Regions from separate parts of the Mus musculus genome. Here all the other regions are linked to region 3. Evidence: chromatin loops called from intact Hi-C (ENCODE). Cell type or tissue: heart. All regions are shown on one strand.

The links. Peaks named below come from ENCODE experiments on the same cell type or tissue, not always from the same donor. Only the 100,000 strongest peaks of a DNase experiment are listed, where the experiment ranks them.
Region 1: it touches region 3 in a loop (7-fold over the local background); 8 of 42 quality-filtered maps call a loop at or near these places.
Region 2: a loop joins it to region 3, with 11 times the contacts of the local background. A loop is called at or near these places in 10 of 42 quality-filtered maps.

The regions. Positions count from the first base shown.
Region 1 is chr9:97,294,732-97,297,231 of GRCm38, forward strand. No RefSeq gene overlaps it. Among named protein-coding and RNA genes, the nearest start is that of Gm33357, 3.9 kb to the left of the region's middle. In heart, a CTCF peak has its summit at 1,238 (motif pointing right); no DNase peak of the experiment used is centred here.
Region 2 is chr9:97,458,713-97,461,212 of GRCm38, forward strand. All of the region lies in intron 12 of Clstn2 (calsyntenin 2), which reads right to left. Among named protein-coding and RNA genes, the nearest start is that of Gm25607, 20 kb to the left of the region's middle. In heart, a CTCF peak has its summit at 1,229; no DNase peak of the experiment used is centred here.
Region 3 is chr9:98,029,385-98,031,884 of GRCm38, forward strand. All of the region lies in intron 1 of Clstn2 (calsyntenin 2), which reads right to left. Among named protein-coding and RNA genes, the nearest start is that of Clstn2, 2.5 kb to the right of the region's middle. In heart, a CTCF peak has its summit at 1,554 (motif pointing left); no DNase peak of the experiment used is centred here; H3K4me3 peaks cover 217 bases; H3K27me3 peaks cover 1,212 bases.

The DNA.
Region 1 (2,500 bases), 730 kb before region 3:
GGAGATGTCTGAGTACCAAGGAGAGGCTCAGATTCACACTGCAAGTGTTAGTGCTCAGACTGCAGGACTGGAGGTCGCATCCACACAATGACATCAGTCAAAAAGGGCCATAGAGCCTGCAGGTGACTAAACTGAAGTTCCATATGCTTAGAGCTGGTACTGCTCTGGTTCTCTGTCTTCTCAGACCTGCTCCTTTCTGAATAATCTGCCACAGAGAGAAAGCTATTGACACTCAGAAACATCATTTCTACCCAGATCTTTACAGAGAGAAGCAGAACAATTTGTTGATCTAACGTAGAGAGGAAGGTGGGGGGCTTGGAGCAAAATTCGTAATTCTTTTTTCAGAAGTCTTTAACTTCATAATACCACACTGCTATTTACAGACTGGACTGTTTTCATGGTGAAAACAGGAATAATGATCAAGAAAATGCACCCATAATGAATAAAGATGCTGCGATATACAGTAGGCTGGAATTGCTGGCTGCAGGCACCTCAGATGTAGATCCCACCCTGCAGAGGCTCATAGCCCTCCACTGCACGTGGTGACTTACCAGGGGACTTGTGTATCCACCATCTCCTCGTCAATAATACGCTGGGCCTGTGGGTGATTTCTCCGTCTGGCATTCCATCCACCCACACAGGAACACACTGATTTTGTTAGCTAGCTCCTGGTCCTGAGTAAAAGCTGTTTATACAACGGTGTCACTCACCATGGATAGCAGCCTCTCCGTACCCAGGGATACACTGTGTGTGTCCACCCAGCCATGCAGACAGTCTAAGTTTGAGTTTATTTGTGTCACTCCATATCTTGTATCATTACATTTGGGGACATGTCCTCACACTCTACAACTCTATTGTGTCACCTCTTAATTAGCCCCTGCCCCTTCCTTATTGCCTGGAGTTTCAGGAGACCTCACTCCATTGTGTGATGCTATAGCACAACATAACAGACCGGGGGGGGACAGTTGCTAAAGCAACTAAACGAGACTGGTAAATTAAAGATTTGGGGCAGAGAGGCCAGCACCTGGAATTCTTGCCTTGTCATTCCTCGGTAGAGGGATAAGTTTGCTCTTTGACTGACAGTGACCTTAAGGTGTAACCCTCGAGCTCTGAGTCCTTCTTCCAGGCCCCAGCGGTTAGAGGGGCAATTAAATCTCAAGGTGATTTGGAGGGGACAAACATCCAAACCACAGTTCAGGTGAGCCCAGCCTTTTGAGCACCTTGTCTGTGCAGTTCCTTTTCTGGCCTCTAGGTGGAGGACGAGTTTCTGTTCACGAGCAGCTCTTTTCTCTCTCACTGATTGCTGATTTGTCAATCTGTATTCAGATTTGGTGAATCAATGACTTTTATTTAAAGAAGTATGGATGAGGGGGTTACTGGCAGGAGCAGAAATGACTCGAAGACATCTGCATCACCAAAGCCTGCCCTGCTCCGAGCATGGCCCAGAAAGCTGGAACCTTGGACTACACAGCCTGCTGGCAACTCCTCAGGCTGGAGAGTCTCTTCAAGGCACTTCGACTGCTTTGAGAATATCTCTAAGGAGGCTTTCTTCCTTATCTGTGCTTGGGGAGAGAATAGGCTAGTGTATCCTGTTGGTTTCAGGGACTTTTCTGGAGGCTTAGTTGTTTCCTTCCTGAGCTTAAGGAACTTCCCTGCAGGGTGGGAAGTGTCACTTCCCTTCAGAACTTCCTGTGTCTTAATTATCTTCCTCCCAAGGTATCTTGGAGGAAATTGCTTCATAACACCCACCCTGCCTAGGGTCTGTGAGGGGCTCTAGTAGTTCTGAGCATGGCAAACACGGCACTAACAAGTTTTGCTCCTCATCCTTCTCCCCCTGGTTAAAAACTGTTAGATTACGTTCCCAAAGTTAGGTCCCAAGGTCCACTGCCTTGTTCGACCACTGGCTAATTTCTGAGACTAAACATGAAGGTCCAACAATCAAAATTCATTATTTGGCCAACTGGTCCAATCAGGTCTTACCAGCTCACCCTAGCACAGACTGCCGCCCCCCCTTTTTCCTCTTAAAATCCCGCTCCTGCAGGAATAACTACTGTTGCTCCCTCGCTTGCCGCTTCTGCTGCCTTTGCAACTCCTTTCCTCCCTCTACCCGACTTGAGCAGGACTCTGCTATTCTTAGAGGGCTACACGGTCTATGCAGCGGATACGTTTTCTTATCTTGTGGCTGGTCGTGCAAAGTAAGGCCCCTAAACATTTCTAATCTCCGGCTGAAGTGTGTGCATCTTGCGTGTAGAGTCCAATGGCAAGTCTGCATTGACCGAATGAGCAAGGCCAGGACTGGTCTTTGCTGACCATGAGAGGGACACTTAAAAATATTTTATTAATTCTTTGGAAATTTCATATGGTGTATTTTGGTCAGATTCACCCCCACTGCTGCCTGTAACTCCTTCTAGTTCTTTCTCTATCTCCTTACCTCCTGACTTCCTGCCATAAAAACAAAACAAAACAACAACAATAAACCATCGGCTCAATTTGTGCTGTG
Region 2 (2,500 bases), 570 kb before region 3:
TGGACTTTTCACTAACCGTCAGTGGAATCAACAAGATATAAGCAAAAGATGATTCATAATTGGTAAATTCATGTAAATTAATCAGTTCACAGGTTTCCAGAGGAGCACATGAGCACGTTGGTCTGTCTAGTGGGCTTTGCCTGGTTTTATGACGCCAAATTCTCAGGGACATATCAGTGTATTGGACTGTCAGACAATTTGGCATTCCTAAGTGAAAACCCCAGTTTAAGACAAAGGTGATGGTTCCTTGTGGAATGTGCGCTGTGTGCTAGGTGCAGGGGAAACATAACAGACTCTAGAATTTTCCACACCCATCACTGGGGAAATGGTTGATCACAGAGGTGTGCAGAGTTGCTCAAAGTCACACAGAGAGAAACGAGAGACGTAGGATAGAGCATGTTGTTCTGACCCTATAATCTAGAAATGTGTAACCTCCAAGGCCATGCCTTCAAATTATTACTAGTATCTATAAAAATAAAAATGTTTAAATAGACATTCAAAGGACAAGATAATTATTTTAATTTAAATAATTCAGTGGTACCTGGAATAGTTTTGTTCTCATTAACTATATATTATTAGAGTTTTCGCCTGTCTAATTGTTTTTTTTTTTTACTGTTAGCCAACCATGATGGTTCTGTGTGCCACTAACAGTATATAAAAATGCAATAATCTACACTAGTACTGAGGCCAACCATTAATGGTGGTGAGTGTGTGATTTCAAATCTCTTCCAGGTATTTTCTAGCTTCCTGCCAGGAGAAGTTAGGCATCTCCCTTATGATATGGCTGACAGAGGCACACTAGGCAGGAACATGTCCTGGCTGCCTCTCTCCCTATGGCATTATCTTCCACCACTACTTTCCTGGATCCACTGTGTTGAAGAGACTCTGTGTTAGGTGCTCAGAGGGGAACCGTCCAAGGCTGAGCCCTCTAGGATCCCCTGCTCTGGTTTATTAGGCAGGTCATCACCACTAAGAGCTAAAAACTGCTGTGAGCTCCTGGGCCAGCAACTGGTCTTCTATAGATTAGGAGATGACCTCAGCCTGGGAGTCAGAGGTAATGTTGAATGAAGACATGCTTGCAACCATCAATAACGGGGGGTCAGAAAGGGGAAGCAGACAGAAGAGTTAAGCAGCACAGAAGCATGAAAGCATGCATACATGTGTGCTCCTGCATAACTATGGAAAAGTGTGAGTATGTGTGCATATGTGTCAATAGGGGGCAGAAGATGACCCTAGAGTCTGTCACTGTGGCTTGGTAGCGAACACAGTTAGCCTCCTCATTTAAGACTCTCGTAAAAAATGACTATTTCAACAGTAAGCGTAGAAATTTAAAACTACTAATAATAGCTCTTGGGCACTGGGCTATGTGCTCTGCATGCACCTCTCATAAATAGAAGGCAAAATGTGGACCAGGGTTACTGCTTTCTCTTGCATTGCCTGTGTGCGGGTGTCAGCTGCAGCAAAGCTCTCTGCTCCTGGACTGTGACCAGTGAGATCAGCAGGCTCTCCTTTTTTTTTCGGTCTGATTTTAGCCACAAATGAGGACAACAGAGGAGGGAAGGTCACGTGACTTAATGCACCTTGGCATGTAGCTCAGAAACCACCTCGGCTGGCCAGGTGTGAAATACCAACTATTTTTAGGGGCTCAGGAGGTCTGCCCTCTTGAGAACCTAATCACTAGGGACCAGTGTGGTTTAAGGTGGCAGGTAATTGGGACTATTATAGAAGCAGCTCTTCGGGGACTCAGGTCTACTGGTACCAGCACATCATTAGCAGTGGAGTTGAATGGGGGGTGGTGGGGAGCTGAAATTTGTGCTTTGGGAAGAGGTTTCGAAGGACGAAGGACGGCTCTCAAACAAGCATTGCCCTGTCAAGCCGAGTCCCCCTGACTTGCAGAAGGAATCCTCCCCTCCTTTCCTGTCTGCAGACTTCCTTCTCTGCTGGCTTCTTTACTGCCCACAGCATCTGCTCTTGCTTTCTGTGTAACTGTGCCTTTCTCCCCAGCAGAGAATAGAAACTAATCCTTCCTTCAGCAATGGTCCTAATAATGAAACTGATGAGAATAACATCCTGGAAATCCCCGCCTCCCACCCAGATCTTAGTCATATGGGCACGTGAGACCCAGCCTTCTGCTCTGTAAGTGGTAAACGAAAAGCTGGATTCTATCCTTTGAACACCTTTAGCTTTTCTTCTAATGATCAGAAAAATACACGCCCACTGCAAGACAGTTTTGCAGCCACAGAAAAAGGGGAAAGAAGGGGAATCAAATCATCTTTCACCGTGCTTCTCAGAGGACACTGCTGTTAACATCAAGTACCCCTTTCTTCTGGGTATCTCTTTCTTCCATGGCCTCCATCATGCTATGTGCATACTGCAAAGTCTGCATGTCACTTCGTTTCACTTGCCACACAGCACAGTGTCATCCTTCCTGCTACTAACATGGGTGTCTTACACTTGGTTAAGCTGTCTGCTCCTCCTCCTGCTGATCATCTGAATGTTT
Region 3 (2,500 bases):
AGCCAAACACTACTGGCTGCGCATTGCACAACTCAAGGCCAGCCCAAGCAATACAGAGAAGCCCTGAACACCCACAGATCAGTCTGCGATCAGGCAAGGAAACATAGGCATGACTTGCTAGGAGGGGCCATCCCAGGAAGGTTCCTAGAGAAGATCATGCCCCCTTGTGACCACACTTGGGTGATAATGATAATAAAGCTGACCATAAGAGCAGAGGTGACTAGGGACAACTGCAGGTGAGAGTAAACTCTAGTTCGATGCTGAGAAATATGTTGGGCCCTTGTGTTTGAGCTGCAGCGGCAACTTTATGGCCCCTTTAAGAGCCACGTGCTACTTGCCCAAGATGATTGAGGACAATTCCCTGCAGGAGTGCACATCACCCTTTAGGGCAGGGGCTGCCATATGCAATATTGTGCAGTCCTCAAAAGTGGTTTTCAGTCTGTGGATGAAAGGATAGTGCGGCTTCCTTGATCAAGAACACTGGTTCCCACAGGTACAAGCAACTTCTGATTTCTGCCTCACACACAGGCCTGCTTTACGTACGTGCTCACCAGGTGAGCCTGTAGTAACTGATGCTCTATACGCAAGGGCTGTGCTGAGCGATCTCTATCCCTGCAGTCTGGCACCTAGGAAGAGAATGCATACTGAGTCCTTGAGGTTATAAGGTCACTGGCATTTTATTAAACGTAACATAAACCTTCAGGTGACTTCTGGAGCTCATCGTCTTTCTCTGATACATTGTGCCTTTCTCTAGAATAATTCCCAAGCATTGTTCATAGTGTGTGTGTGTGTGTGTGTGTGTGTGTGTGTGTGTGTGTATAGGAATCCAAGAAGGGCTTGTTTTTATGTGTATCCTAAGCATAGGAAGATGAGGAAGCAGTTTTAACTGCCCGGCTACTTTATTCATGTCTGCTTCTGGAACATGGCTGCACTGGAAGCTCAACCTTAGGTGGAAAACCCCAGCAGTGGTCAGGAGTTAGCTTCTAGGTCCCCTGCAGCAAGAAGTAAGAAATGCAAAAGCAGAACACACTGGTATTCAGATGTGCCACCTCACAGGAATTTGAGACCAGCAGAACACCTGTAAAAAGTTATTTAGAGGGTGTGTCCAACTCACAAGGTCTGTACCCCTCAGCTAAGGCATCGTCATGCACACTCCTGGTTGTCTTCTTTCTACCCGTGAACTCGGAAGTGCACTGAGAAAGACAGCTGTCTCTCTGTTCAGTCTCTCTCAAGGGCCCTCCTGAGTCTTCTCCTTTTTAACGATGGGAATAGAAATGATAGAAGCCTTACAAAACAGCGCTATCAGAGGCAGTGTGTGTTACGTGCAAAACTCAGTTTTATTGTTCCTCCCAAATAGTCCTCAGGGGTTGTACAATTTAGAAATGTAAACTTCAAGTGCACTGAAATAAAGAAAGTCTGACCTGTAAATGTTAAATAAACTGTTATAATAAATGTGTCTGTTGTGACCAAATAGTCCTTGTTTCGAAATAAATAAATTAAATAAATAAATAAATAAATAAATAAATGGTGCTCTTTGCAGCCCCCTTGTGGCTTGAAGGGGAAAGACAAGGAGAATCCAGAGTAGCTCCTATTCTCAAGGCCAATAAAACTTTTAGAGTAGAATGACAAATAGCTTTAAATGTGAAATGGATATATTCTAAGGGAAGAAAATTACGGATTTAAATTATTTTATATACAATTATTTACATAATCTAGACCTGTGGAAGCCTGCATTTGTTGTGGCTTTTTGTTCTCTCCCTCTCCTCTCATTTCCCATTCTTGGCAAACTCAGCAAGGTGTTACAGGAGGGGCTCTCTTCCCAAATTACTCCTTCTCTAATCCTTACTCACCGTGAGCTCCCCTGAAAGGATGAAATCTGCCTACCTGTCAAAGTGTCCGTACTGGAAGAACAGACTGTTCGGACGCTCGGTTTCTATCCTTATTTTCACCAGAACAACAGCAACAGCATAGTACATTGGTCCCTTCATACAGACAACCTTTTACCATACCACTTTTAAAAAGACATTTTCATGATGAATTTTTCTGTCTTCTCAAAAAAAGAAAAAAAGAAAGAAAGAAAAAAGGAAGAAAGAAAGAAAGAAAGAAAGGAAGAAAGAAAGAAAGGGAAAAAGAAACTCCTTGAGGAAGAGGAGAGGTACGTGTTAGAAAGACACCTGTGCATAAAATCTTTTCCATTTTATGTCACCAGAAATCAATAGATTAAAAAGAATAGGAGCACCTCTTTTCCCAAATTTATCACTTGCAAATGTCAGGAGAGGCCGCTCTCAAAGTCCAGACAAGGCAAATGGAATGGCCTGCTTCCCCAATTGCCCTGTCTCCGGAGAGATCCAGGCTGCTGTGCTTTTCATACCAGCTCAGCCAACAAACCTCTAAATCAAGCTGTCTCTACTTGGGAATCTTTTTCCAACAAGGACAAAAACTCTGTTTTCAAAATATCGCCAGACAGAATTCCAAGGACCATATGTCACCCGTTCACCTG